Regions from separate parts of the Homo sapiens genome. Here all the other regions are linked to region 1. A link is a loop called in an ENCODE intact Hi-C map of the cell type or tissue named here. Cell type or tissue: Caco-2. All regions are shown on one strand. Region 1 holds the start of FREM2 (FRAS1 related extracellular matrix 2). Region 2 overlaps FREM2 (FRAS1 related extracellular matrix 2). Region 3 overlaps PROSER1 (proline and serine rich 1). Region 4 overlaps FREM2 (FRAS1 related extracellular matrix 2). Region 5 overlaps FREM2 (FRAS1 related extracellular matrix 2). Region 6 has its middle 75 kb from the start of STOML3.

Region 1 (5,000 bases):
GGATGGGCACTGTTTCACCCTCTGCCAGTGTCAGCCCCGTGTTGGCATTGAGAACAGGTGGCTGGTCATCCACAGGCACTAAGGTGATGGGGAACAGAAACTGTACCTGGTGCCTGCCTCCTCCATCCACCATGCGAAGCACCAGGTTGTCGCTCAGCGAGCCGTCTCTGTCATCATGCTGGTAGACCACCTGGCCGGCTGCCAGCTCAGCCACTGTAAAGCTCTTGGGAGCAGAGCTGCCACTGGAAGCACCCAGAATGACAAGGTGACCATGCCGGAGCCCAGCCACCACCTCTAGCCGCACTGCTTCTAGGTCATCCTCATCGCTGATGACCAAGTTTTGCGGACCACTGCCTGCAGGGCCTGTGAGGGGCCGAGACTGACCCTCATAGAGAATAAGACCGGTATTCCGGGTGACCACCGGAGCCATTGTGTTCATGGGCTTCACCACTACCATGAAGGCAAAAGGGTCTGAAGCTGCTCCTTCTAGATCCACTACCTCCAATTCCAGTTCAAAGAGGCGCTCCTGGTCAGAGTCTTCAGAAGGGGGCTGGTAGGCAATCTTCAGGAGCCGCAGATCCCTCTGAGTGAAGGAGGAAAGGGGCAGGCTGCGATCATCGGTGCTCACCAAGTAGCCCTGGCCAGGCTGGAATGGAGAAGTAAGGTTGAAGATCAACAGGTCAGAGGGAGACTCAGCATCCTCGGCTGCCAGCATGTCTGGGGTCAGGGCCGTCAGTACAAACTGGTCCACCTCCATCATCATCATGGCCACGAAACTGGGCTTGGGTGCAGTGTTCTCGGCCCCTCCTCGGATCCTCACCAGAACCTGGAAGTGCTCGCGTTTCAAAGCAGGGCTGCCCACAGGAGCCCCTCGTGAACGCAGCTCCACCACCATGGGTATCCAGTCCCTGTTTGGTGAGCGACTGGCGGCTGTGTGGCGATAGCGCACGCCTAGTTCCTGGAAAGCTTTGCAGTCCATCAGGAGAGTCTCCGGGGCGCCTCCCTCTCTGGCTCCTCCAGGGACCTGCGGGTAGTGGAGGAGTTCTCCATAGCGAGGCAGCGCGCCCAAGCCGGACAGGATGCCCACGCGGCACTCCTCTGTCTCGGGCTGGAAGGCGAACTCCAGGCTCCGCGCGTCCAGGGCATTGCTGGTCCCCAGCAGCTCTTCCACGACCAGAGGCAAGTTCCGAGTCACAACCTCCAGCTGGGTGAAGACCACCTCCACCTCCAGTACCAGTGGTAGCACTACTGCCCCTCCGGGCGCGTCATAGCGCAGCTGCAGCCGGACGCGGTCCCGAGACGGGCTGCGCGCGCCCAGGTGAGAGTAGCGCACCTCGCCAGGGCCAAAGTCGCACGGGAAGCGCTTGGGACTCAGGCGGCCCGGTCGCTGGGCCAGTGCGTCGTTGTCTAGTACCGAAACCGCGCAGCGGTCCCCGGGCTGCACCTGCAACACCAGGTCATGCAGGGGATCCAGCCAGACTTCACGGCCGAAAGGCACCCGGAGTCCGCGGTTCGCCAGCACTATGGCCTCCTCAGCAGGGACCCCTGCAGCCCCCGCGAGACCAGGGGACAGCAACGCCCTGCCGAAGGCAGCGGGCTGTGCCGGGACGCGGCTTACCAGTGACAGGAGAAGCAGCAGCAGCAGCAGCAGCCGGGGCGGCGGTGGCGGTCCTGGTTGAAAGCTGGTGGAGTTGCCTGTCCGGCGCGAGGATAACCCGGGAGTCCCGGCTGAGTGCATGGTCCCGGTGTTCGGGCTTGGACAGGTCAGCCTGAGAGCATGCGAAGTCGGTCCCCGGGCAGACAACAAGAGACACCGCCGGGAAGTGCCAGGAACTCCGCGCGTTGCCCGCGGGGTCCTCCTGTAGCCGGGGCTGGGCCAGAAGGATGGCAAAGTTGCGCGGCGCCGTCCGGGCTGGAGCCGCAGCCGAGGAGCCGAAGCCTTCCCAGGCCGTCCAGCTCCGCCGCTAGCGCCTCAATCGCGCGGAGAATTGAATCCCTCCACTTCTACTTTCCAGGTCCCCGGACCCTGGGCTTTGAGGGAAATCCCTCCGCTCGCACCCCTTACTCCAGTCCTCCCAGGTGGCCAATCGTTGGTCGGGGGAGGAGGTGCGGAGCTGAGGGTTGGGTAGTAATTTCTGCCAATCAGCTCTTAGAGGCCAAGGCGGGGAAACTGCGGGGAGGGGAGGAGATAGAGGCGCAACAGGTTGTCCTGGAAGTGAGGGAAGAAGTGGCCAGGAGTTGCCCACCCCTGCTTGCGCTACTCTCTGGGCTGCTATTAATAGATCTGGTACTCCTGCAGAGGAGCCGGAACACACTGCTGTGCTGGGTTCACTTCATCTGCCGGCGACCGAGGGTTACCCATTTTAGCCACCCCCACCCCTCCGCCCTAGTCAATGAAATCCCGCGCAGGGCATGGCCATTTCCCAAGGAAACTTGCAAACCCAGGGGAAAGTTAGACGCAATGCTTTTTGAGTTTGAAGCGAAACCCAGAGCGTTTGAGAAGAAATTCTGGGGCATATTTGCAAAAGGACAGCTGGAATTAAAAGCCATAGCTAGAGCAGGTTGCACTCCAGCCCAGCCCCCTTCGGCGCGCCCAGACGCTGCCTTCTCCTCGTGAATTACAATGGGCACAGTCCTCCGATTGGTGAGTTTTTAACAAGCCCCTCCTTTGCAACCGAGGTTCACAGAGTAAAAGGGAAAAAGGGCATTTGGAATGCGTGAGAAATGCAGTCTGATCAGAATTGCTAGTCTTGCACCAAAGAATAAATTCTAGGGAATGTGGCCCCAGGCGCTCCCAAATCCGACTCTGTTAGGGTAGCTGTCATTAGAGACGTTCCTGTTCTCTTCGCAGTAATTAGACCAAGCACAAACTAAATCTACTTGTCAGCATCACATTTCTTTGCATGCCACGAAAATTGATAAATATCCGGAGGGCACACTAAAATAGTTTAGCTCTCATTTCAGCCAACAGGTTTTGAAGTCAGAGCTTGAGCTCTTCCTGCCCCCTTGTGTTTGTTTGGTTTTAGTAGTGTGTAGATTCCCTTTCTAAAAGGTTTTTTTATCAACTCTCCTCCCCCCCTCAAAAAAGATCCCTTGTAATTTAAACTTAATCATTTTCGGATTGGCTCCTAAGCAATCATAGTCAGAATGTTTTATTTAGGATAATATTTTTTTTCTCCAGTAATGCAAATCTGATTGCTAACAGGAGCATAGAATTGGAGTAATAGTCATAATTAGCCATAATTGCCCTTTTCCTGCTCCAAGGGATTTTGAATTTGGAAAAGAGGGAAATATAAGAAATTGTTAATGTCTTTTTACATTTCAGTCTAAATTGAAGCTAGAAGGTGCCTATGGGAGTAATTTCAGTAAGAAGTGCCTATCCTTTTAAGCCTTTGTGTTTTCAGCTTGAGCTCCTCCAGACCAGGATTTTGATCCTTGCTTGACACAGTTACAGCTATTTTCCAGGCTGCAGCACAAACTCTGTACATAAGTATGGCTGGGAGATGCCAGATTCCTTTCCATGAAACCTACTGAGTGGTGTCCGTTTCCAGGAATCATAGACAGGAAGTTCTAAAATCTTTCAAAAAGAAGCAAGAGATCAATTTAAAGGAGTCACTCATCCAAGCAAGTGTGCAAGCACGCAAACAAGTAACATTTAGTTAATTAAATATTAATTAAGATTATTCTGTGTGCTGTGCATTGTTTGAGGAGCTTTTAACTACAACTTAGAAACTGATGGATACATTTCACAATTTATTACAAAATGGGCATCCAGGAGCATAGAAGGGATGTGGCCCTTACTTTAAATACATTAGAAAATCCCCCATCTAACTCTTTACCAATTTCCTATTTGCTTTGTCATTATTATTTTATAATTTATATGATTATTTATTATCGCATACAGAATTCAAAATGCGGAACATGGGGGGAAATTCTGCTATTTCCTGTTCCAAATTAAAACAAATAAGATGCCAAGTAAACTAGAAAACCAATTTCAGAATATGGCTCTTTTTATAGTAAATTTCAAATTCTGGTTGTGTGTTTGTATTGAAAAATGTCATCTGGAAGCAAAGTGGCCTTATCCAGGCATTGTGACCCTGGGTAAATTCTGAGCAGAACCAGACTAACAGCTTGACCCTTGATGCTTCTTAGTGGCTCCAGGGTTTTCCTTTCCTCCTTTTAAAGTCCAACTCTGTTTGACTTGCAAGCAATGATAAGATCAGCATTTGAAGTATGGTAGTATGCCTCAAGGGCAGAGTTCAATATTTTGTTTCATGGTAAGAAAAATACAGGACCACATTTATTTTTACATAGCCTAAGGAAATCAATAAACTATAATCTTTTTGACTTTTTAATTTTGTCTGCCTTGATCGAAGTGATAGAATGATTTTTAGAGATTATTATTATTTTTTGGTAAATGTCTTAGTTATTTGTCTTGTAAATCAAATAGAAGGTAACTCAAACTATCATTTGGCTAAATATATTTTACATTGATGATCATTGACAAAACAATGAGATGTCAAATTTTTATTTGAGAGCAAATATTATTGATGAAGATCATCTCTGTTTAGGCTCCTAGTTCAGTGTTAAAAGATATGAATGCTAAAATAGCAAGAAAATTATTATTTTACAGTCAGCGTTCTCAATATCACTCAATTTCATGAAGAATAAGTTAGCAAATGTGATTTTTTTTTTTTTTTTTTTTTTACAAAATTCGAGCTTAACACTTCACTTCTTACTTCCTTAAGCCTTATAACGCTTCCTATACATACCATGGGCAAAATATTCCTTAAAATACATTCTTAAATTTGTTTGCTACTTTAAAGTCATACCAAAGTGTTGTCTCATATCAACTTAGAGTTAAAATTATTGATTGCTAAAACTCACAGACTAAGATTAAGCACTAGAGAACTTGTTTTCTAAAATAAAGGAAGCAATGTAATTAATTTATGATTCAGGCAAGGTATTTAGGTGGAAATACCTAATACCTAATACCTAGT
Region 2 (5,000 bases), 190 kb before region 1:
GATAATTTTGTGGATTATGAGGTGAAGCTGAACAATTATCAAGCTCTCATGGAGATAATCCCACATGTACAATTCATTTGAGATTAAGGGCTTCAGTGGTAACAGAGAAGCACGCTGAAATGTGTGAAGATGGAAAATCTACCTCCTTTTTGTGTGAGGAGTGGTTGTTAAAAGATAACGGGGCTTACCGGGATGTGACAGCACAAATAAGCCATGGAACTGAGCCTCTGTCTTGAAGTGCACGGCCAAGCGCCCCTCATCACCGATGCGCATGCTGGTTGGATAGAGAGAACCTATAATGGGGAGAGTACCAAGAATGAAAATATATGTAGCCAGAGACCCCTTATGTACAGATTCCTTCCAAAAATTAATTCAGGTTTGACTTGTCTTTAAACATTCTGGGCAAAGGGTATTATCAGAAGAATTCTGAATAACAGAGGCAGAAGTATCTTCATTTTCTTTTCTAAGCAGAAAAGGGAGCCAAAATGAATTATTAAGTAACATGAGTGAAGTCACTATGAAATACACAGATTACTTACAATAGACCAAGTTTTTTTAAAATCTGAGTTTATAAAAATGAAGCTGTAAATTGAGAGGCATGACAAAATTGTCAAAATGATGGAGATTCGGACATGTAAATAGAAATAGGTTTGAGTTATCCAGAATTATTCCTAATTTTATAGACTTAAAGAAACCTCTGAAGCTTTCCCAAGAAATTTAGCAGTTTGATAAAATTTGGCTCCAGAAATCAGATGGAAACAAGAGATCCTATGTGGAGGTTGGGAACCACAGAAAAATCCTCATTAAGATTAACTTAAATATACATCTTCTAAAACAAGACACGGACTTAAAACATTTGAAATAATTTGGAATCATAACTCAGGGTTATCATATTACCTGTCACATAGCTCTAAAATAGAAACTATTCAAAATGAAACATGGAGAAAAAAAGACAACAACAAAATGAACAGAGCATAAATAGGTTTTAATCCACTTAAGAGAGTAGATTTACATTTGAGGTGCACTATTAACTCTGTTTTCCTGCTGGCTAGTAAAATGCAGTACTGGCATGACACTATGGATGTTTGTGGAATCGGAACAGTAATACATGTCTGAAAAAGAAAAAGCACTCGTCCTACTAATGGATTAGATTGATGCTTGTGGACTTTGAACTATGAGTCTAACATGGAGATTGAAACCAAGTTTTGCAAATGCTCGCGAACTCGAACTAGTGGCATTCACAATCCGAGTTCGCAGACATTCAACTAAAGTACCCCAGAGTAATAGAATTTTACATCAGAAAGAGATATTAGAAGTTGTGTCTATCATTCAGAAAAAGTTAAGTCCCAGAAAGGTTAAGCAATATGCTTGAGATCTCACAGCTAGTTAGTTGTAGAGTCATGACTAGAATTCAGGCCATAATTTGTATTTAATTTAAATGCACCTCTTTTTTTCAGAAATAAAAATGTGTAACTTTTTCCCTTGGTCATTTCTTGCTTTCGTTGGAGCTTCCTCTATCCATTTTCTAGAATTCAGAAAAATATATATGTTGTGTTATGTAACACATAAATAATTAATCACCTAAAATAGATCGCAAGGATAAAATATCCATGAAATATATAAAGTCATATTTAATAATCACATATTGCACAAAATTTAAAGCCCTAATATGGTTTAAAGAGTTTTTTGATGAAAAAGGTGAAATTATCTTATTATAGATAGAAAATGAAAATATACTGAAATTTGCTAGTACTACTTTTAGCAATGGCAAAAAAAAATCGTCTTAAATAGTTTAAATAGGTTACAAAACTATAGAATTTTCCAAGTCTTCTGAACTCACCTTGAAGTTCAGCCTCTGGGGGGCTGCCAATTCCATCATTCCACAAGATGGCGGTGTCGTACACAAAAGTTAGACGAAGCTCTGACTTCAAGTCAAAATGCTGCCAGCCTCCTACCCCCACGGGGGAATGGAACACGTAGGAAACATACAGAGGGACTCGAAGGGTCACATAGGACTGCACTAGGTTTAGGACCTAAAACAACAAAATTACATCAATCAACATGACTCAGTGTTAACTAAGTGGGCCTAATTTTGTACAAGCCATTTTCTCTTTTCGCTTAACTGAAGATTTTGAGTAATCATTGAGAAGAGGAAATGACAGCATTTTATAACACTATTTTCCCCTCACTTAATTTTGGATCGATTAAATAGTTGTTACTAATTACCTTCATTGGCAACAAAGGATATGTACCAGAAATCCTTAAGACAGTGCATTATTTTGAGCATACTATACTTACAAAATCCTCTTTAGAGCAGTTTTATGAAGATAGTTTACATACCATGTAATTCACCTATTTAAAGTAAACAGTTCAATGGTTCTTAGTATATTTAAGGAGCTGTGCAACCAACACAATCAATTTTAGAAGATTTTCATCACCTCCAAAAGGAAGCCTGTACTTATTAGCAGTCACCCCCAATCCCTCCTCCCCGTCAGTCCCTGGAAACCACTAGGTCTTTATGTATTTGTCTATCCTGGACATTTCATATAAATGGAATCATACAAAATGTGTTTTTTTGTGATAGATTTCTTTCATTTAGCATAATGTTTTCAAGGTGCATCCATGTTTGAGCACGTTTCAATACTTAATTCCCCTGTTAATGAATTGCAGCCCATTGTATGCACATATTACATTTCATTTATCTATTTATCACTTCATGGCCATTTGGGTTGTTTCCAGTTTTTGGCTATTATAAAAAATGCTGCTATGAGCTACTTTTTTATTAAGGGAATATGAAACATAGATCTGGAAGCAAATATATTTACTAATAACATATAACATTTATAATATCTCAAGAATAATTAGTTGAAATGAAGTGTCTTGCCTTGAATTTTATACTTTCCTCCTTCTGGTGTTTAGCAGATGGGTTGGGAATAGTGGAGGATAAACTAATATTTATATATTGAGTACTTACCATATTTCAGAAACTGTACTAGTTTCTGAATAAACACTATTTAATATTTTCACTCTCCACCATAATTATTTTGCATGTATGGATGGATAGTTGGATGGTCAATGGATGACGGATAGAAAGAGACAAAGATAAAATTAAGACTCAAAGGAAAAAGGTAAATGTCCCACAGTATTCTCTAAACCTCCTGAATGGCTCGGACAAGATCAGAACTCAGCTTTTGGCCCATGTTTTTTTTCTATTCTGTCTTACTTCATCGTATTCCAAACAAAGATGAAGGCAGTCCTAAGGTCATCTAACAAAGGCTATCATATTTCATTCTCAAAATAGCTCTGCACAATAGTAGGACAAATACAACTAGCCTCTTCTACACAAGAGGAAAGGACTTAGGTCAGATCACACTCCATAGAAGTTTGAGTCAGGCTGTCTGATTATGGTCTAGTTCTCCTTCCACACAGCTCACAACAAGAATCACAGGCATGAGTTAGCAAATAATTTAAATCATGAGAACTATAATTTAGAACATTCTTATGAAGTTAAAAGTAAACTGCTCATGTCACAAAAATGATGACCTGAATCCCTAATAAAAATATATAGAAAAGAACCATCAACCAAACCAGTTATTTCATTCTTAGCTGTATAGTATAGTAGTTAGCATTCCCTCTTACCTGCTAGCCTGGCCAGCAGGAGAGGTGCTTTGCATTAAAAGTCCTTTGAGACAGTAGTTTCTATGGGCGGCTGTTATTACCTCATTGAGCAATTGATTTTGAAGTGCAGGGAAATGGACGGTGACTAAGTCAACCCATATGCCACTAGTCCTTAAGATTAATATTTTACCTTACAATTTTAATAAACCATGATTTTAAAAAATAATTAGGTTTTAGGAATAGATTTCCAATTAAGCTTTATAGGTGCTAAGAATAATTTTTTCCAATGTTATATTCTATCCATCAAATGTTACTGAGTATGCTATTTTGGAGGGAATTACTAATACTCACTTCCTATGAATAAGTTACTTGGAGTACAGCTCCCCAACTAATTCTGATTTGATTTTATTTGATGTTGTGGTAAACTAGAGCTTGATCATTTTTGGACACAGAATCAGCATTCCATTGCATTTTCTTAGTACCCATGGCTAGGTCTTCTTTCTGTCTACTTAGAATCTCTACCTGGAGGAACTGGAGCCTAAATGAAACTATCTTGACCATCTAGATCACCTACCTTCTTCAAAAGTGAAGAGTGCAATGCAATCATTCTAACATTTAGATGTCAACTTAAAAAGCACTTAATTTTCTTTCAGCCTGTATCACAGGACTTTTCGAGGTATTTGTTTATACTGAAATAAATATCTGTCAAATCTTAAAGAAACCGAGACACAATGAGTGATTTCATATGTCCCTATTGCTGTTTGAAGTTTCTTCATCAAAGGCAAGCAATACTTTAAATTCCATATTTAAAAGGAAAGTGTAAAATGCAAATACCATGGAAAAAGTAACACACTGTCAAATTTATTCTGCTACACACTGGGGTAAGTATATATCCTGCAAAATAATTGAGAGTGGCTTACATATAAAAGAGTATCAGTGTACAAAGTATAAAACAATGGGATGGAAAAATGACCTCAAGTATATTCCAGCCTCAAAGTTTCATATATCTAAATCAAATACATAGTAAAAAAGAGGCATAATTATTCCCTAAAGCAACTAAGAAAAAAATTTGTTTACTTTTCCAAAATTATTCTATGTCTTCTGATAAGTACATTATAATTTCATGTTTTAAGTGAAAACTGTGATTGGGGTTGCATTTCTGTAGCTTATTCATGCACACTGAACGATGTTATCAGTCGCTGTTTACCTGTAAACAAATGGGAGAGTTAAGATTCTATGTCGCAAAACAGCTAGCCAGGACAATAAAAGATCAAATGATCTGCAGTCTTCAATTATTTTAAAAAATTGTTTTCAAGAGAAAAACTACCAAACTATCTGATAGTTCTAAGAACTTAATTTAACTTTAATAACCATTTTGCATC
Region 3 (5,000 bases), 340 kb before region 1:
GGGGGCTGCAAAGCTCCTCATGCTATGATATCTTCTTGTGGAACAATCCCAGGAAATCCATATCCCAAAGGAAGACCTAGCCGCATAAATGGAATTTTCCCAGTAAGCATACTTCTGTAGCTGTATATGAAACTTCTCATGGTTAAGTATGAAGTGTAGAATAAGTTAATGATATTTAAAGGAAAGGAATTTTATGTCGGTAACTTAATTCACAGGCTCACCACTGATTGAAAGTTCATGTCTAAACTTCATTAAAGTATTAAGGGTATCTATATAAAATCTATAGAACAAGACAAATAGAAGAGAGGATGATTTTATTTTTCAAAGTACTTTAGAAGCACTGATTTACATTTAGTAAAGGAACAGTTCTCAAATTCTCAGTATTCTTACAATCTCAGTTTCACTCAGTGAAGTGTGTTTGGGAAACTTTGCATACAGTGTTTCCTTCCTGGGGAATCGCATATAAAGGCTCTGAGAAGTACTATAAAAAAGAAACTTGTTTTTATATCATCTAATGTTCCTCAAACCTCTTTGTAAAACAGCTTTCTCAAAGAATGTTATATTTCTGTAGCTGCATAACAACCCCACAGCTTACTGGATTAAAGCAATAAATGTTTATTACCTCACATGGCTTTTATGGGTCAGGAATATTGGAACGCTTAGCTGGATAGTTCTGGTTCAGGTCTTTTCATGAGGTTACATTCATCTGAAAATTTGATTGGAGCCCAAGAATAGGGCCTCAAGGTGACTCGTTTACATGCTTGGCAAGGTAGTGTTGGTGGTTGGCAGGAGTCCTTTGTTGTCCACCACAAAGACTTTTTTGTAATGCTGCTTGAATGTCCTCATGACATGGCAGCTGGCTTCTACCAGAGCAAGTAATCCAAGCAAGAGAAGACAAGTGGAAGCTGCCTGGAAGTCAGATGCCATCCTTTCTGCAATGTCCCATGTGTTACACAGGTCAGCCCCATTCATTCTGGGAGGGAATGGTGCAAGGGCAGGTAGGAGATGAGGATCAGTGGGGGACATCTTGGGAGTTGGCTTCCACACTAGTATATACCATTTAGCCACACACAGTGTTAGGGCGATGACACACTGCAATAATCTATCAACTTATTCTGATCTGTTAATTTTAACAGTCTTGAATAAGGTCTCATTTACCCTTGACAATATAAATAATCACACTTAATCTTTATAGAGAACACCATTTTTTCTTATCTACTTTCAACTGTAACATAGGTACTCTTATTCTTTGAGTATTATACATACTGTGGCATTGGAAGTTCATTTCTGATTGCTCCTATTTGTGAAGAAGAAAAATCAGAACATACTGTATTCCGAAAAAAAGCAATAATACAGTAAAACAATGCAGCATAACAACTATTTACACGGCATCCACATTGTATTCGGTATTATAAGTAATCTAGAGATTATTTAAAGTATATGGGTGGATATGTTCAGGTTATATGCAAATACTATGCTGTTTTATATAAGAGACTTGAGCATCCATGTATTTTGGTATTTATGGGGGAGGTCCTAGAACCAGTCCCTGTGGATACCTTATATTTTCCTGTCATCCTCTCTGTGTTTTTCATGTTCACTTCTGAGTACCTTTGCATGTGATATGAGAGTTCCATAGCATAGGAGGATTGAGGACCTTATCAGGGTCATGCCGCCAGCCAGTGCAGAACTGAAATGGGAATGCAAGTCTTTACACTCTTACCAAGTCCTTTTCTTCAGTGTAATACAGTGAGGTTGGTTATTGTTACTGGTTTGAGGGTTTTTTTTTTAAGTTTCAATTACCTTTTTTTTTTTTTTTTAATAGGGAACTCCTTTGAAAAAAGATGGTGAAGAATGTACTAACGAAGGCAAAGGAATAGCTGCACGAATTCTTGGGCCATCCAAACCAGTATGTTTAGAAAATGATGAAACAAGCCCAAACTCCTTCCTACATAAAGTTTCCTTTTTACTCAAAGCATAAATTTTATTTTTGTGTTGCAAAGTTTGAAGTATTCTAGAAATTGTAGGAGAGTGAGAGAGTGAATGGATGAGGGAAACATAAATATTTAACAGTAGTAAGAGCCCCTTTGAGATTGAGCTTTTTATTTTAAAGTAGAATCAGTGAAATTGCTTTCAGTTTTTTTCTCGAGATGCATTCAGCTGCTCAGTTGGAGATACGGAGTGTGGAGAGCTTGTTTTAACTAAGTTTGTAGTTTAGCTGAATTAGTGTTAGTGAAACCACAGTGAAGTCACAGGTTGAAAGTATTTACAAGATAGTGATTATAATGATTGCAATGTAAACAGGACAGGAGAAGACAACCCCATGGGTTGAAGGATCTTTGGAGTTGAAGTACTAGAGGCCTGCATACAACCACCTTGCAAAACCTGCCTGTCCACATGACAAGAACTCCAGTGGAGTTGTTTATGGCAGAATAGTAACAGATCATGGTTCTTGCACAAGACTTCAGATAGGGCCACAATTATGGGAGCTGGAAAGAATCTGGCTCCCTTACCACCAGTGGGTCCTTTCCCCTGCCTCACAGGCATGCACATGCTCTCTCTGTAGGTAAAAAGTACAGCATCTGGCTTAGCTTCAGATACTTCCAGTTTTCTAAAGACCAGTGCTTTGAATGCTTTTTGTTACTTAGGTAAGCTCCATCAACTGTAAAATAAGTATTGGTGGATTTATGGATTTCAAAAGGCAGAACAACTAACATACTGAATTCCTGATTCCAGTCTATGTTCTACTGGAGTTGTCAGAATGCCAAATGCTAACGCAAACAGTGCTTTTTTCTTCTAAAAGGAGGAAAGAGGGTGGGAATGAGAGGATGAATTCCTATCAGTTTAGGAGGATGTTGCCATTGGGAGTTCTTGCGTAATTTGAGATTGTAAAACCTAGAAGGTTTCTTGTCTTTGTTATGTAGGAGGAAACAGGAATTCTTGGTTTAACTTAGGCTGGGCCTGGGAGGAGTTTGCTGTTTACAATGAGATCTAACCCCTTATTGGAGATGATTTTAAAAATCTCTGGCCACCTCTATGGCCATCTTTGGCAAGATCTGCATTTGGAATTTAATAGCAACCACATTTATTAAAGCAAAGAAATTTCCCTCATTTGTTGTCCCATGTAGTCCAGTAGTATGATATGCGGGGACATTTTTAGCATATTAGGACTAAATATTTTGAAAGACAAGTTGCCAGGAGACAGCTTACTTGATTTTCTTCTAACTGCTGTATTTTCCCCCATGTTTTAGCCTCCTTCAACATATAATCCACATAAACCTGTTCCTTATCCGATACCTCCATGCCGACCACATGCAACTATTGCACCAAGTAAGGAGTTCCCTTATTTTTTACTTGTTTTTCTTTTTTGCTGTTTATTTATTAAATTGAAAGTAAATGCTGGTCTATGTGGTTGGCAAATCTGTAGCACTTATGAAATGCTACTGTGAGCTTAATTATGCCCATAGTTAGCTAGTAGTGTCCTGGCCTACAACACTGCAGCAGATAGTTTATTTAGGATATTTTCTTTATGATAAATTAATTAGATTATTTTTAGTCATTCATTATTTATGGGTTTTCACTTTGGTAAATCATCTTGAATTCCTTTTTTTGGTAGTTGGTAGTTCAGAGGCATCATTCATGCATTTAACTTCAAAAAGTCAAGTATATGCGTTTGGCAGAAAAGACAAATAATGTAAGTATAGCAGGTTCTGCCTGCCATGCCATTCACTGAACTTATCCCTGCAATGAGCATGCAGTGGGAAATAGGAATCTCTGGTTGTTTCATTTGGTGTCAGTTTTCACTTAACTCTAGACATAAACCTCCATATAAAATCAACTGTATTAAATAGGAGTTTTTATAATAAATTGAATAGCTGCATTAATATAGTTTGAACTCCTAGTCACAGAACAATACCAGTCACAGAACAGTCCTAAGGTATATTTTTTTCTATTGTGTTTTTATTTTAGGTGCTTATAACAATGCAGGTCTGGTACCATTAGCGAATGTCATAGCTCCACCTCCACCTCCATATACTCCTAATCCTGTAGGAACAGGTAAAATGTTATTTGGGGGTGTTTAAGTAACTTATTCATATACAAATGTACACTTGGAACGGACAGTTGTTTGGCATGACGTATTCTAACAGAGGGAACACAAGCTCAAGAGTCTGAAGGATCTGGAAGTGAATCCTTGGTAATGTGGGACAGTTTTCATAGTCTTGATGGACTTCACTTTCTCTATTTGTAATATAGGCTAACATTTTAATAGCATCTGTTCAGTAACATGTTTAATGAATATTAGGTGACCCTATCATGTGTTGTGTGCTGTGGATACAGAGGTGCACAAAGAGTCATGTTTGCAAAGAGTTTAGTCTAGTGAAAAAATACAGATGAGGAAAGAGAAGGCCATTTCAATATATTCTACATTATTGGTTCTCAATTGCACATTTTTTATAGTTTAATTTCTCTGAAATTAGAATGTGATTTATAGCAAGTGGCATCTTAGATTCAAAGAGATGCGTTGGAATGATCAGTGCTGTGATAGGGTTAGGGTGCTATGGAAACTCATAGGAGAGGCATCCAAATCAGCCCCACTAAATTAAACGTGAGCTGCTTGCATAATATACTGTTAAAGGTTGTTGACCCAATAATGAAGCTGCCATTTAATTGAATTAAGTTAAGGAAGAAACAGGTGAAAACAGACTGATAATCAAATATGAGGAATGACAAAGCAACAGTGAGGTGGTTTCTCTGTAGCCTGAAACTACCTGGAGCACTTTTAAAAAAATACCTTTAGTTCCCCACTTGTAGAGATTCTATTCAGTGTATTGTGATAGGGGGTGCCTGGTATTTTTATTTTTTTTAATGACCTACTGGTGGTTCTTTAAGCAACTTTGGGAAATGCTAGAATTTGTGCACAGAGAACCCAAGAGAGATCAAAGTATCAACTTTTTTTTCAAGGATCTTTATTAAGTGCCAGATTGAAGAGAGCTGGGGGACTT
Region 4 (5,000 bases), 160 kb before region 1:
GTTGCCTCACTAACTTTATTACTGATTCAGTGATACCTATCAGTTGTTTTCTCAGCTTTGTTTGTAAATTAGATAAAGATGAATGCCTGACGTGCTAAGATCATCAAGAACTAATGACTCTTGATAGTGAGAGGTAGGAAAGGAGAAAACACAGTGAATAATTAGACTCCAAATAATTCATAAATGTAATATTGGACATAAAGTTACTTTTATTTTGTAAGCAAATAATTCAGAGAGAGAGCAAGTGAGAGAGAAGAACTGATTTGTTTTTTTTTTTTTTTTTTTCAGACGGAGTTTTGCGCTTGTCTCTCAGGCTGGAGTGTAATGGCGGATCTCGGCCTCTGCTTTCCGGGTTCAAGCCATTCTCCTGCCTCAGGCTCCCAAGTAGCTGGGATTACAGGCGTGTGCCACCACGCCTGGCTAATTTTTATATTTTTAGTAGAGACGGGGTTTTGCCATGTTGGTCAGGCTGGTCTTGAACTCCTGACCTCAGGTGATCCACCCGCCTTGGCCTCCCAAAGTGCTGGGATTACAGGTGTGAGCCAACGCACCCGGCCAGAACTGACTTGTTTTAATTACTGATAAAAGTAAATGGCAGGCTGAGTTTGGTGGTTCATGCCTTTAATCCAAGCACTTTGGGAGGACAAGGTGGGCAGATCACTTGAGACTAGGAGTTTGAGGCCAGCCTGGCCAACATGGTAAAACCCCATCTCTACCAAAAATACAAAAAATTAGCTGGGCATGGTGGTGCATGCCTGTAGTCCTAGCTTCTTGGGAGGCTGAGGTGGGAGGATCGCTTGAACCTAAGACACGGAGACTGCAGTGAGCTGTGATTACGCCACTGCATGCTAGCCTGGCCAACAGCGTGAGACTCTGTCTCAAAAAAAAAAAAAAAAAAGATGGTGACATGGCCCAACATTTGCAAAAGGAGAGGGATGAAAGACATCTCTAAGTGGCTCCTAAATCCTAGAGAATTCATTGTCTCTGTGGTTAATATTTCACTATACTTTTACTGTCCTTTGTTAACACAAAATTTTTTGGTTTAGATTTAGATTGCTGGTGTTCTCTAAACTAAAATAGATTATTATCACAGTTATCATGCATATTGCAATTACATAGAAAAATATAGGAAATTATTATTTAATCTGGTAACTACAATGAAGGTAAAACTAATAGAAAGCCAATTCAAACAGAAGGTTATTTAGCACATTTACTCAAAATTTCCCTAAGTCCTAACACATATACCCTGTAAGTCAAAAAGAAAAAAATCTTGGAAATAAATCCCATTGTGTTTGTTTTACTAAACGAGAGGAATTTAAAAGAGTATGTCTATATTTTAATTGAAACAGCTCAGAAACAGAAAGTCAAATACTGCTTGTTCTCACTTATAAGTGGTAGCTAAATAATGTGTACACGTGGACATAGAGTGTGGAATGATAAACACTGAAGGCTTGGGAGGGTGGGGGAGTGGCAGGAGGTGGGTATTGAGAAATTATTTAATGGGTACAATGTACATTATTCTGGGGATGGAGATACTAAAAGACTAGACTTCACTACTACATAATATAACCATGTAACAAAATTGCACTTGTACCCCTTAAAATTATACCCCCTAAAAAAGAGTGCCCTATTTTGATTTCAATTGGATGTTTCCCTTCTTTTCCTTAAGGGCACTGGCACTGAAACACAGAGTTGGCATGATCCATCAGGAGACAGGCCCTGGGAGCCCCATACCTTCTGACACAGGGTGGTAGTCTTCTCCAGAGGTGGCCGAGCCATCCTTGGTGTGGACTCTCACAATGGAAACCTTTGAAGTGTCTCCTTGGCGAATCACTGGAATTCTTATAACCACCGACTCTCCAGGTTCTTTGGGTTCAGTGACACTAAATTTGGTTTCTCCAAATTTAATAACAGTCTCTAAAATTGTGGGAAACAAAGACAAATGAAATTGTTAGTAAGGGGAATGCTTTTCCTCCATTTCTAATGTTTGTTTCCATGTGGGAGGGGATAAATGACTATTACACTCCTGGCTTCTCTCTGTCCCCTCACTCAAAATTAGTGACGTGTGTGGAAGGAAAAGCTGGCATATGTTGTCCAGCTCCTTCCAGGGATCTAACCAGCCCCCAGAGAGCATGTGCTGCCAGCTCTCTATATGTGCCATAAATTACACATGAGCAGGCCACTGAAGGTGGGTGGGAAGGGAGGAAACTGTTGGTCCCCCTGTACCCAAGGGTGTGTATAGAGTAGAGGGCCAGTATGGATGTTTGGGAATTAGTGTTTGGATATAAGCCATATTCTCCAGCATCAACTTTATCAGTTTTAATGGTTTATTTTGTTCCCCATTTGTTTGTCTTTTTGCTGTTTCTCAATTGCTTAAAAACCCTAGTCATAAAGCAGAGGAGGTGGGGGCATTTTTCTGAGTCACTTAAAACCTTGACTTGGCTGGATTTTAGTTTCTAATTTACAGTTGAACAAACAAAAAAAGATTTCTTACTATCAGCATCATCTCGGATCCTTATGAGAGTTTCATTTTGTTCACCAACTGCAGCCCCAAAGGGAGAGTTGCTTTGTGGAGTGCCGAGTACCAGGCGGAGCTCCTCTACCTCCTCATAGAGCACATCGTCCATCAGCTCAAGAATGCAGGGCTTTTCTGTCTCACCTGGAACAATAATGTCAGCAGGTCAATCACATCCCATAGGAATATATCTACAACTAGAATGTGAGCACCATAAGGGCAAGTTTGTTGATTTTCCCTGCTGTATCAGTGCAATAAATAGTGTTTGGCATGCAATAAGCCTTCAGCAGATATTTGCTGAATAAGTGAATAAATATTTAAGTATATGCAATGACCAGCACTTATTCGTATGGGGAATTTCTTTGATTTCTGTCTTTGAGCTCTGCCACTCATCTTAGAAAACAAGGGAAAAAGCACAAATGTCAATTTTATTTATGAATTTTTAGCATTACATTCAGAAAGCAAGATTAGCAGCCTTGCCCTGGTTGATCATTGTTAATCTGACCTCAACACTAGTTTCTAGTATTATTAACTTTTGACTTACTAAACAAATCATTGAGCCAAGTTTAATTCCTAGCATTGTAAAATCTGTACATTTGATATGCTTTTGTCCACTGAATAAGTTTTGAATAAACCATATATCACATCACTGGAAATCAATAAGTTAATGCAGATACCAAAAGGGCATTCATTCAACCTGTTAAAAATCGATTTCACTTTCCTCATTTATTGCACATAAAACCATGCCATATGCTTGTTGATATCGAGGAACTTGTATTTCCCTGATATATATTTCTGAGTAAAAATTCGGCTTCTTCAAATTTCACGAAAAAATTTCAAGTTCAAGCTTACCAGGGAGGAATGTGATGATGGAGGTATCAGTGTTTGGGCGTTCTTCAAAGTCCATCATCACCTGTGCAGACCCCTGCCGGGTGTAGCATCTCACTGAAGATCTGTACTGGACATCCCCAGTCCTATGGATCATTGTAACTATCTGCCCATCACTTTCGCTGCCAGTATATATTCGTTCTTTGAATTGCATCTTAGGCACTGCAAAAACAAAGGATTAAAGTGAACAGAAATTTCCTTGTGGAAAATGGCATTTCAGAAGATGTGATTTAGTGGAAAGAATAATGGAAAGTAAGTGAGAAGAACTGGATTCTGTCTCCATTCAGTCACTTGCCAATATTTTGACCTTGAGCAAATCACTTAAGAGTTTTGATTTCCTTACCTTTGACATTTTGCTCTGCCTGTTTGGTAAAGTAAGGGTATGCAATGAAATGTTAAAAAGTAGATAAAACCACAAACCTTAAGATATTTGTATCTACATGTTTCTTAGTCATGAGCCTTTCAGAATTTCCTGACGTGAAGAACACTGAATATTGTGCACATAATTACAAGCATAGTTTACTCAGATCATGTAGGTAACTTGACTGTGTGTGTGGTGTGTGTGATTTTTAGGTGACACCTATGCTAGGTTAATTACGTATAGGGCTCATTGACAATAGGTGAGACTCCTCCAAGCACTGTTGAAATCATCATGATTGAAGAGTGTTCAGAATTCCCTTGTGATGACGTGTCAGAGAGCTCTGCCATGTGTCCAGCAGAGGGTTGTCCCAGAACAGCATTTTTGGCACATTATTAAAGAAATTTGATGAGTGTCTAGGGGAAGGAGACGACAGAAAGTGTCTTGTGCTGTGAAGTGGAGAAAGATTATTGACACTCAGGAGTCTGTGCAGTTCCACATGGTTCCACCCAACTGTGGTGACGGGAATTCTTGAGGCACAATCAAGATACTGATGACATCACATTTTTTTTCTTTAAGGTTTGAGAGAAAGAATAAAAGTTTTATTCTGAGACTGTCTAATTCTATCAAAATCATCAGGAGGAGAAAGGTGTGGTCAGCTAGGGTATTTGTATGAGCTGGACTGTGTTCCTCTCAAATTCATATGTTGAAATCCCAACCCCCAATACCTGAGGATGTGACCTTATTGGTAGGCTGGGTCTTGACAGAAGTAATTAAATTACAATGAGGTCTTTAGGGTAGGCTCTAATCCAATGTGACTGGTGTCCTCATTAAAAGGGGAAAATTAGACAGAGACACATACAGGGAACACCATGCAAAGAGACTTAGGGACAACATGGCCATCTTCAAGCCAAGGAGAGAGGCCTGGAACCTCCTTCCCTGACAGCCCTCAGAAGGAAGCGAGCCTGCCAACACCTTAAATTTGGACTTCCAGCCAACAGCTATGAGATAATAAATTTCTGTTATTTAAGCCACCCCGACAGTGCTACTTTGTTATGGAAGCCCTAGCAAACAAACAAATATATATAATCATCTTGCTTATCATATATACATAAACCTTAGCTTATGATTTCAATTATCATTGTAAATTATAAAATTAATAAACACTCACAATCGGAGACAGAGTCATTTATGGACACTGTGGCTTTGCTGGGCTCGCCAAGGGCTGCGTTCATAGGC
Region 5 (5,000 bases), 77 kb before region 1:
CTGAAGGATGTGGGCCACACACAGAAGGCTTCCCAATTTTCTATCACCCCAGGTTACTAAGTAACCATGTGAAGTGAACCAAGTAAAGCCTATGAGCCTTTGTAGAACTGCCGTTAACCCCACATTCGTAGAAAATAATAGTGCATTGAAAAAAATAACAACAAAAAGAGCTCTTGTTTGACATTTTGGCATCCAGCTTAAGAAAAAAGAGGCAGTGGAGAAAAAAAAAGGCAAAAAAATAATTTTACAATCTTTTTCTACTGTTAACTTTCCCAATGTTATCCAGGGGCCTGTTGTGAGTGAAAAATTAAATAAACTCACCAGGAGTGGGAACTCAGGTAAAAAATAGATAAACCTATTTTTAATAATCGGTAAGGTGCTCTGTTTTTTAGTTATCATTTTCCCCATGATTTATTTGCTATATGTTCAAGTACAAAGCAGAGTTAAGACGAATCACTCCCTGATGATAAGACAGGATGTGCACATGTGCACAGAGAATATGTCCCTAAAAGAGAGCGCAGTGAGAGTGCTCAGAATATCCTAGGCTAAATACAAAGCATGAGAAGCACAGCCAGGTGGAGGCTCATGCAAAATGAAGATGGAAGCAGAGGCTGGGGGTGAGGCCGCGGGGAGACCAGCCCCCCTGCAACCAGAGCAACCTCAAAGACAGGGAAAGTGTCGTGTGAAAACCTGGTCTTCTAAAGTTAAAAGGAAAAAAAAAGAATTTTAAAAGTAAGGGGTAATTAATATTCAGAATCAAAACATGTCAGGGGAAATCAAAAAGAGTGGTGGGGTTCTGGCTGCAGCAAAATTACAGCGGGATGTGTGGGGGTGTCAGGGAGGGATGTTGGGGGTGGCAGGGGTGTGTATTTCTGTGCATAGAGGTCTACTCTTTGAGGATCTGGAAGTTCATGGACCCAGTAAAATTTCAAAATAATCATTTGGAGACAAGCATAGGTTTACTAACTTTTTACTTTGCCAACATTTTCCCAGATTGCCACCTTAGTTGATAATCTCACTCAATGAAATCTCTTTTTATCCCATGCAAATTCCATTGGTCTAGATGTCTATAAAATATATGGTACCAAAAACAATATAGTTGCTTCAGGTGCTGCCATTTTTATCAACATATTAAATATTTTGTGCCAACCATATTGCTGCTTAAAAGTACCAATATACTGCCAACTTTATTTTATGCTTCTATGAAAATCAAATATGAACTTGAGGCCGGGCGCGGTGGCTCACGCCTGTAATCCCAGCACTTTGGGAGGCCGAGGTGGGCAGATTACGAGGTCAGGAGATCGAGACTATCCTGGCTAACACGGTGAAACCCCGTCTCTACTAAAAATACAAAAAATTAGCTGGGTATGGTGGTGGGCACCTGTAGTCCCAGCTACTTGAGAGGCTGAGGCAGGAGAATGGCGTGAACCTGGGAGGCGGAGCTTGCAGTGAGCTGAGATCACGCCACTGCACTCCAACCTGGGCAACAGAGCGAGCCTCCGTCTCAAACAAAACAAAACAAATATGAACTTGAATTGGAGTTGAAAAAAGGTTTCATTCGTTTGCTTCTGACTCTTAGTTTTATTTAAACGAAGTAAAGCAGAAGAAAATCATTAGTATTTAACAATTTACTGTTGTTACAAAGAAAGGTCACGATACTCATGTTTCAGAAAACTTTTATCTTACGGGTAAATTACAGATTTGCCTAAGCTCATTCTAAGATCTAGTGACATTTATTTTTGTTTCGTAACTTATTAGTGTTCCTGCCAATTTTTATACCAGAAAAAGATCATATGTACACAGAAGGCTTGAAGAGATAAGTACCTTGACACAAACCTGTTGCTTGTTTCTTTAGCAGTTAGAGAACTTTTAAATTTTAACTTTAAGCTCTAAGTGAACTAAACTGATACTTTAATCACTGTAGAATTATAAACCTTTGCTAGAAAAATAAAATTTTAAAACAGAAATAAAAAATTAAACTTACTTATAAAAGAAGTTTCTCCCAAGTAACCTCTACGTTTAAGAACAACATCTAGAAATTTGGAGTCCTCATTGACCAGGTAATATTCCTTTTCAAAGGAGATCCATGCCCAATTCAGACGAAAATTCTGGTACGTTAACTTGTTTCCACCTTGAAAATAAAAATTTAAAGCCATAAATTAGTGCTTTCTTGAATGAGTGATCTTCAAAATTCCACAGATTACTTTAATGAAACAACATTAACAATCAATACAGCTACTTAGTTTGATACACAACTCTGGAATATGTACATGGAGATACAGCTTACAGTCTAGAGACTGTTACACATACATTCAATCGCTGACATAATTCTTCACAAATTCCTTGCTGTTTTAGGAGGGGAAGTAGGTAATGGGTAGGAAGTGCACAACTACCAGAGGCTATTTAGTTTAATCCTAAAACTAAATATCCAACTTGCAGGATAACTCACTTCCCACAAGGTGCCACTGGAGAGCAAGTTTTCTAATCAGAGGGCTGCAAGGCTCCTTTGTGATGTTCTAAAAAACACACACACAACTTCACAAATACTTTTTCCGGTTCACAGAGCAATTGGGTGGAAGGTTTTAATTATAACCACTTAAGGAAAAACAAATATCCCTTCTCCGCCTCCCTTCCCCACTATATTCCACTCCATTCCTTAGAGCAAACAGACAGTTCTTTTCATTGATTTCCATTCCACTCTGAAGATAAGGTTTTCCCCTTCCATCTTCCCACCAAAATGGAGTGGGCTGCCTATCAGCAGAAAATAAACCTTGTGTGTGATCTCTCTAATGTGAAAGCGACTATGTTGGGTAAATGAAAGGAAAAATGGTTATCAGCTGATCACTCTGCACGCATCCCTCTACTTCCTTTGATCTACACCAATTATTTCAGAGTAAGGTGAGGTTTACAAACAAAGGCATCAGTAATGCCTTTTAAGTCTTTCTGAAAGAGGGTGTAAAAAAAAAAAAAGCCCAAGTAACAAACACAGCTAGAGGCACAGTTTTCATTCTAGTTTCTTCTCTTTGCAGTTCACATAGAAAAAGAAATGAAAGAGGAAAATCTCAAAACTTTAATAGACGACAAAAAAAAAATCTACACAAGGGAAAACGCTGAGTGAGCGAAGACATGAAAATACATTCATCTTTGCTCGAACTTTTAAAAAATAAAAACTGCAGCAACTTTGAGCTATCAACTTAACAGGTACTAAAGATTAAAGAGAATACCTTGTACAACTGAGATTATGTAGGGAAATTGTTTTCTTGTTTACTGTTGTTTGGCTTTCAAATTAGCACAAGCCTTTTGGACAGCTATGTGCCAATGTGTGCAAGGGGCAAAAAGATGGTTATATCCTTCAATCTTGTCGCTCCTTCTGTGGGATTTTTGCTTTAAGAGAAGCAGAAATATATTTGTAAGGAACTATTCATTGCAATATTTTCTATAATAACCCCAAACCTTAAAAACTATCTTATAGTGTATCAAATCAATAAAATGTTATTCAACTCCCAAACAATAAATATGAAATTGTTGTTGGAACACCGAAAACACTTAAAAACACAACAACAAATGGTACTGATACTGTGAATGTAGCTTCGTAAAATGAGACATGATACAGGAGAAGCTGCTTGGTGTTTTAAATGATGGGATTATGGACTTTCCTATTTTTAGTTAATTTATCAACTATAAAATATAAATAGATTGGGGCCGGGCGTGGTGGCTCATGCCTGTAGTCTCAGCACTTTGGGAGGCTGAGGTGGATCACCTGAGGTCGGGAGTTCAAGCCCAGCCTAACCAACATAGAGAAACCCCGTCTCTACTAAAAATGCAAAACTAGCCAGGCATGGTGGCGCATGCCTGTAATCCCAGCTACTCGGGAGGCTGAGGCAGGAGAATCGCTTGTACCCAGGAAGCAGAGGTTGTGGTGAGCCAAGATCGCACCATTGCACTCCAGCCTGGGCAACAAGAGTGAAACTCTGTCTCAAAAAAAAAAAGATTGGAGAGCAGGAATTTTGTGTCAGTTTGTCCGTTTAACAAGGAAACTCATTCCACATTTTGCGCTGATGAAACTTACTAAACTTACTATGCCCAATGTCTGCTGCACCCTGAGTGCTGTTCTGGAGAGGAGAGGCCATGGGCTAGGAGGCTCCTCAGAACTGGAGTCCAAGGCCCACCCACATCACTTCTAGCTGCTGTCTGACTCTGACCAAGTTACTTCTCTGGATCTCTGTTTCCTTTTCTGGAGAGTCAGGTGAGGGTGACGCTAATTAGCGCCTGTGATTTCTTCAAAGATCGACTCAGGTAACCCATACACACACACAGTGCTCTGAGGTCAATAGTATCATTCAACAAATGCAAGCTCACTCTGCCCTGCCACGCCACGCATGCCCAAGCCCACCCTGCATGCCCACTGCTGGACTACTATTCGTCTGCCTTACACCCACCTGTGCTCCTTTCTCCTTTGCCCCTCTTGCCTACAGCTTTTGCCCATATCAAGTGGACTTTTCTTTGCAGATTTCCAGGTTCATCCTGACCTACCCTGATTGTTCCCCTTGCACTCTAATCTGCCCATTTGGAGGTCAAGCCAAGATTCTTGCAGCTCCTGGGATTTGCCACCCTCACTCTTTCCATCACCCTTGTCCTCTTGCCTAAAATGAGGACCCCTATTCTTCCTTGGCTGACACTTTCCATTCCTTATTGCTGCTCTATCCCCCTCCTGTGTGAAGCAGCTGCAGCTGCTCCAGCCCTTTCATGTCTTTGTGGTTCTGCAGCTGTTCTCTTATTGATTACTCTGTATAGTTGTGCACTTTAGTGGGTATCCTCTCATATTTAATTGTATTAATTTACTAATTGTACTAAATTGTACTAATTTACATCAATAATTGACAGTATCCATTCTTTCATTATTGCCAATACTTGTTCTCATTGTTTTTAAAAAATATTTTAAAAAATTATTGTGTTTACGTTCCATTAATTGGAACATCATCTAGAAAGTAATAGAAAAG
Region 6 (5,000 bases), 230 kb before region 1:
AAATACAAAAATTAACCAGGTGTGGTGGCAAGCACCTGTAATCCCAGCTACTCAGGAGGCTGAGACAGGAGAATTTCTTGAAACCAGAAGGCGGAGGTTGCAGTGAGCTGAGATCATGCCACACTGCACTCTAGCATGGGCGAAAGAGCGAAACTCCATCTCAAAAAAAAAAACAAAATTAACTCAGGATGGATTAAGGATTTAAATGTAACACTTCAAACTATAAGAGTCTTAGGAGAAAACCTAGGAAATACCATTCTGTATATTGGCCTTGGGAAAGAATTTGGAGTTCTCAAAAGCACTTGCAACAGAAACAAAAATTGACAAGTGGAACCCAATTAAACTGGAGCTTCTGCACAGCAAAGAAACTATCAACAATGTAAACAGATGACCTACAGAATGAGAGAAAATATTTGCAAACTATGCATCTGAAAAAGGTCTAATATCCAGAATCTATAAGGAGCCTAAACAATTCAACAAGCAAAAGACAAAATGACCCCATTAAAAAGTGGGCACAGACACTTCTCAAGAAAGACATAGAAGTGGCCAACAAACATACGAAAAAAAAAAAATACTCAACCTCACTAATCATCAGAGAAATGCAAATCAAAACCACGATGAGATACCATCTCACACCAGCCAGAATGGCTATCACTAAAAATAAAAAAAAAGGGCCGGGCGTGGTGACTCACACCTGTTATCCCAGCACTTTGGGAGGCCCAGGCGGGCAGATCACGAGATCAGGAGATCGAGACCATGCTGGCTAACACGGTGAAACCCCGTCTGTACTAAAAATACAAAAAGTTAGCTGGGCGTGGTGGCACACACCTGTACTCCCAGCTACTCGGGAGGCTGAGGCAGGAGAATCACTGGAACCTAGGAGGCGGAGGTTGCAGTGAGCCAAGATCACGCCGCTGCACTCCTTCCTGGGCGACAGAGCAGAGCGAGCTTCCGTCTCAACAACAACAACAACAACAACAAAACAAAAATAAAAAATGACAGATGCTGGCAAGGCTGCAGAGAAAAGGGAATGCTTATACACTGCTGGTGGGAATATAAATTAGTTCAGATACCATGGAAAGCCGTTTGGAGATTTCTCAAAAAACTTAGAACCACCGTTCAACCCGGCAATTCCAATGCTGGGTATATATACAAAAGAAAATAAATCATTCTTCCAGAAAGACCTATGCACTCGTATGTTCATCACAGCACTTTTCACAATAGCAAAGACATGGAATAAACCTAGGTGCCCATCCACGGTCGACTGAATAAAGAAAATGTGGTACATATACACTATGGCCATGAACAAGAATGAGATCATATTCTTTGCAGCAACATGGATGCAGCTGGATGCCATTATCTTAAGCGAATTAACATAAAATTAACAGAAAACTAAATACTGCATGTTCTTACTTATAAGTGGAGCTAAACATTGGGTACTCATGGCTGTAAATGTGGCAACAATAAATGATGGGACTATTAAATGGGAGAGGGAAAGAGGGAGTCAGTGTGTGGAAAACTAACTCTTGAGTGCTTTGCTCAGTACCTGGGTGATGGAATCAATCACATTCCAAACCTCAGCATCAAGCAATATAGCCATGTAACAAACCTGCACATGTACCCCCTGAATCTAAAATACAAGTTGAAATTATTAAAAAATGTTTTCTTCCAATATATAAACATGTACTCTCTCTCCATTTATTTAAATATTCTTTGTTGCCTTTCATACGTGTTTTGTAGTTTTTTCACATATATATCCTGTACATACTTTGTTAGATGTATAATTGTATTTCATTATTTTTGATGCTGTTGTAAATTGTATTTTTTAAAATTTCAAATTCTAATTGCTCTTTACTGATATATATGAAAGAAATGGACTTTTGCATATTAACCTTGTATTTTGAGACCTTGCCAAACTCACTTATTAGTTCCAGAAGTTTGTATTGTTCTTGTTGTTGATAGGATTTTCTAGTTGTTCAATAATGTAATCTGTGAGTAAAGAAAGTTTTATTTTTCAAAAGTCAAGTACGGCCGGGTCCGGTGGCTCACGCCTGTAATCCTACTACTTTGGGAGGCCGAGGCGGGCGGATTGCCTGAGCTCAGGAGTTCGAGACCAGTCTGGGCAACACGGCGAAACCCCGTCTCTACTAAAAATACAAAAAAATTAGCCATGGCGGCGTGCTCCTGCAGTCCCAGTTACTCTGGAGGCTGAGGCAGGAGAATCGCTTGAACCCGGGAGGCGGAGGTTGCAATGAGCCGAGATCGCGCCACTGCACTCCAGCCTGGCCGACAAAGCCAGACTCCGTCTCCAAAAAAACAAAAACAAAAACAAAAAAAAAAAAGAAAAGAAAAGAAAAGTACTATTACTCTTGGCACATTCTGGCACTGGGTGAATTAACTTTCTTTGTTTGTGATCTTTGTATTATCACTAGAGGGCGCCATGAGACAAACTATCCTGTATGGTTTTTTCATTACATAAGGGCATCCCTGTGAAATAGGTAATGATTAACATAAGGGTGAAGGGAATTATAATTCACAAACTAGTTAAAAATAACACCTTGCTCAGCCTGAAGGGGATGAGTGCAAGACAGAGGGCAGGCCCCACCTCTGATGCCGTGGTTGCAATGCTAGGAGCTAATTGCCTTTAAAGTTGGCTTGAGTTCTTTTTGATCACCAACTCAGCTCTCTCGTTTTCCCCTAGAATTGTTGCTCTGAATTATTCCTCAGTGCCAAATGCTTAATTTTTCCCAGGTAATGAGTGAATTGTACAAGGGTGGTGAAAGAACATGCTTGAAAATGTCTTTGAGGGCTAATTTTTAAAATCTCTAAATTGGTTTCCTAAACACAATTAGTTTTGGCTTTTAAAAAAAGTTTTAGTTTATTAATTGTATAAATTTAAGAAGCACAACATGATATATTGACATATTTATACATAGTGAAATGATTATTACAGTTAAGCAAATTCATCATCTCACATACTCTTTAAATACAAGTATTTCTGAATGGCATCCTCAAGAATCTTATAAGCAGAGCCATCCCAGAAGACAGTGAGTGCTACCTGTTAAGGCTCAGGCAAGAGAAAAACGTAGGCAAGGTGATGGGACCGGGAGAAAAGATTGAGGGATTTATTGAGTCAAGACCAGCTCCGTATCAGTCACTTTTCAGAGTTTTGAAATGCATCTACAAGAGTGCCTGTGAAACACTCTTAAAACAGGCAATTCTAATTCAGTATGGTATGGCATTGAATAGAGATGTACGAGATGCATGGAGTAAGGGGAATTGGGGAGTAATCTACATGGCTTCTGGAGGAACCTCTGAGTCATGGCCCTGGAAGTGTTAGAGGTAGGTCCTGAGAGTATGTGAGCATTTGCCTTGGAAGGTGCCTAGCCCACCATCACTGACTGGGGAAAGCATGGCTAAAGTACCCAGGCATGGAGGGATGTATTTGGAGCACTGAAAGCCATTGGTATGGCTAGAATTTAGGGCAATAAAACTAAGAGAGAGAAAATGGCCAAAATCCCGGTCAAGGTGGCATGTCCATGACTCTTCTGAGGAAACCCAAACAAGGGAGAAAGGGGGTGGTTAGCAGAGGTCCCTGATATCCCCTCCTTTTTCAGAATATCTAATGATGATTCCACCTTTCAATTGAACACCCGTAAAATCAGAAACCCCAAATTCTGTTGTGCATGACTCATTGTCACGGACACATCTGTCCTCTTCTCCTGTGTGTACTTTCACTTTGCAATAAAAGCTTCTTGAGCCTTTGTCCCTGAATTCTTCGTAGTGATGGTGTCAAGAATCTGGACGCCAGGTGGGGCTGCGGTCTCACAGGTATCTGGAGACCCTCCTGAGCCCTCTGGCAACATGATTTCCTGGCTTTGTTCTATTTAATTTAGTTTAATTTAATTTTTTTTGAGATAGAGTTTCACTCTTGTTGCCCAGGCTGGAGTGCAATGGTGCGATCTCAGCTCACTGCAACATCCACCTCCTGGGTTCAAGTGATTCTCCTGCCCCAGCCTCCCGAATAGCTGGGATTACAGGCATATGCCACCACCACACCTGGCTAATTTTGTATTTTCAGTAGAGGTGGGGTTTCTCCATGTTGGTCAAGCTGGTCTCGAACTCCTGACCTCAGGTGATTCACCTGCCTTGGCCTCCCAGTGTGCTGGGATTAGAGGCATGAGCCACTGCGCCTGGCCTATTTACTTTTTTTTTAAATAAAAAAGTATAAACAAAGTTGCGGTTGTGCTTTCCTTATTAATGTTGGACTTCAAGCTACCTCCACCAACTGAAACATAATCTCAAGCTGAATAAACAGGCCATGGAGAAAGCAGGAGCGTTTTTATTTAAAATATTTAAGTATTTCACTCCATACAGAACTAACGGAACTTTTGATTTAGTATTATGCATAACATAAAAATTAGCAGTTTATTAAGCTTTTCTATTTCCTCTGGCAATATTTATTTTCTGCTAGGCTATTATTCTACACACTTCAAAAGCCATTAATGGCACCCTTTTCTAACCAAACAGGACAATGATTAATGTCACCAAGACATTTTTCTCTCCTTTTCCTTTCCATAATCTGTGCCAGGTACTGTATTAAGTCACTCAGTAAAAATTCCAGGGATAAAAGTTCTGAATTTCTATTCATAGAAATGTGAGGAAAATGTGTGATTTAATGGGAAAGCAAGAATAAAATAAAAGGGAATTTTAAAAAGTCATTTAGGCCGGGTGTGGTGGCTCACGCCTGTAATCCCAGCACTTTAGGAGGCCGAGGAGGATGGATCAACTGAGGTCAGGAGTTTGAGACCAGCTTGGCCAACGTGGACAAACCCCGTCCCTGCTAAAAATACAAAAATTAGCTGGTCGCAGTGGCGAGCACCTGTAATCCTAGCTACTCGGGAGGCTGAGGCAGGAGAATTGCTTGAACCCAGGAGGCAGAGGTTGCAGTGAGCCGAGATTGCACCATTGCCCTCTAGCCTGGGCAACAAGAACAAAAC

Evidence for each region. A loop is a pair of places that touch in the nucleus more often than their neighbours do. Peaks named below come from ENCODE experiments on the same cell type or tissue, not always from the same donor. Only the 100,000 strongest peaks of a DNase experiment are listed, where the experiment ranks them.
Region 2: it touches region 1 in a loop (11-fold over the local background); 23 of 110 quality-filtered maps call a loop at or near these places.
Region 3: a loop joins it to region 1, with 4 times the contacts of the local background. A loop is called at or near these places in 3 of 110 quality-filtered maps.
Region 4: a loop joins it to region 1, with 3.0 times the contacts of the local background. A loop is called at or near these places in 3 of 110 quality-filtered maps.
Region 5: it touches region 1 in a loop (12-fold over the local background); 49 of 110 quality-filtered maps call a loop at or near these places.
Region 6: it touches region 1 in a loop (8-fold over the local background); 25 of 110 quality-filtered maps call a loop at or near these places.

Annotation. Positions count from the first base shown.
Region 1 is chr13:38,684,083-38,689,082 of GRCh38, reverse strand. FREM2 (FRAS1 related extracellular matrix 2) reads right to left here and starts at 2,006. Exons shown (of 24, transcript NM_207361.6): 1 at 1-2,006. The coding sequence starts at 1,738. It overlaps LINC00437 (long intergenic non-protein coding RNA 437), which reads left to right and starts at 2,408. Exons shown (of 3, transcript NR_126377.1): 1 at 2,408-2,644. In Caco-2, a CTCF peak has its summit at 3,039 (motif pointing left); DNase peaks (open chromatin) are centred at 1,602, 2,112, 2,642 and 4,142; H3K4me3 peaks cover 2,913 bases.
Region 2 is chr13:38,869,775-38,874,774 of GRCh38, reverse strand. FREM2 (FRAS1 related extracellular matrix 2) reads right to left here. Exons shown (of 24, transcript NM_207361.6): 17 at 1,841-2,033; 18 at 189-293. Among named protein-coding and RNA genes, the nearest start is that of FREM2-AS1, 45 kb to the right of the region's middle. RefSeq lists a silencer at 1,869-1,958. In Caco-2, CTCF peaks have their summits at 1,689 and 1,905 (motif pointing right); a DNase peak (open chromatin) is centred at 1,914.
Region 3 is chr13:39,021,379-39,026,378 of GRCh38, reverse strand. PROSER1 (proline and serine rich 1) reads left to right here. Exons shown (of 13, transcript NM_025138.5): 6 at 1-102; 7 at 1,823-1,906; 8 at 3,249-3,327; 9 at 3,967-4,053. Among named protein-coding and RNA genes, the nearest start is that of PROSER1, 14 kb to the left of the region's middle. RefSeq lists a silencer at 4,973-5,000. In Caco-2, no CTCF peak of the experiment used is centred here; a DNase peak (open chromatin) is centred at 2,388.
Region 4 is chr13:38,848,603-38,853,602 of GRCh38, reverse strand. FREM2 (FRAS1 related extracellular matrix 2) reads right to left here. Exons shown (of 24, transcript NM_207361.6): 8 at 4,933-5,000; 9 at 3,368-3,565; 10 at 2,495-2,659; 11 at 1,735-1,917. Among named protein-coding and RNA genes, the nearest start is that of FREM2-AS1, 24 kb to the right of the region's middle. In Caco-2, no CTCF peak of the experiment used is centred here; a DNase peak (open chromatin) is centred at 2,632.
Region 5 is chr13:38,761,435-38,766,434 of GRCh38, reverse strand. FREM2 (FRAS1 related extracellular matrix 2) reads right to left here. Exons shown (of 24, transcript NM_207361.6): 3 at 1,985-2,131. Among named protein-coding and RNA genes, the nearest start is that of FREM2-AS1, 64 kb to the left of the region's middle. In Caco-2, a CTCF peak has its summit at 2,490 (motif pointing right); DNase peaks (open chromatin) are centred at 2,474 and 2,775; H3K4me3 peaks cover 400 bases.
Region 6 is chr13:38,913,062-38,918,061 of GRCh38, reverse strand. It overlaps the pseudogene ANKRD26P2. Among named protein-coding and RNA genes, the nearest start is that of STOML3, 75 kb to the left of the region's middle. In Caco-2, CTCF peaks have their summits at 2,211 and 2,414 (motif pointing right); no DNase peak of the experiment used is centred here; H3K4me3 peaks cover 333 bases.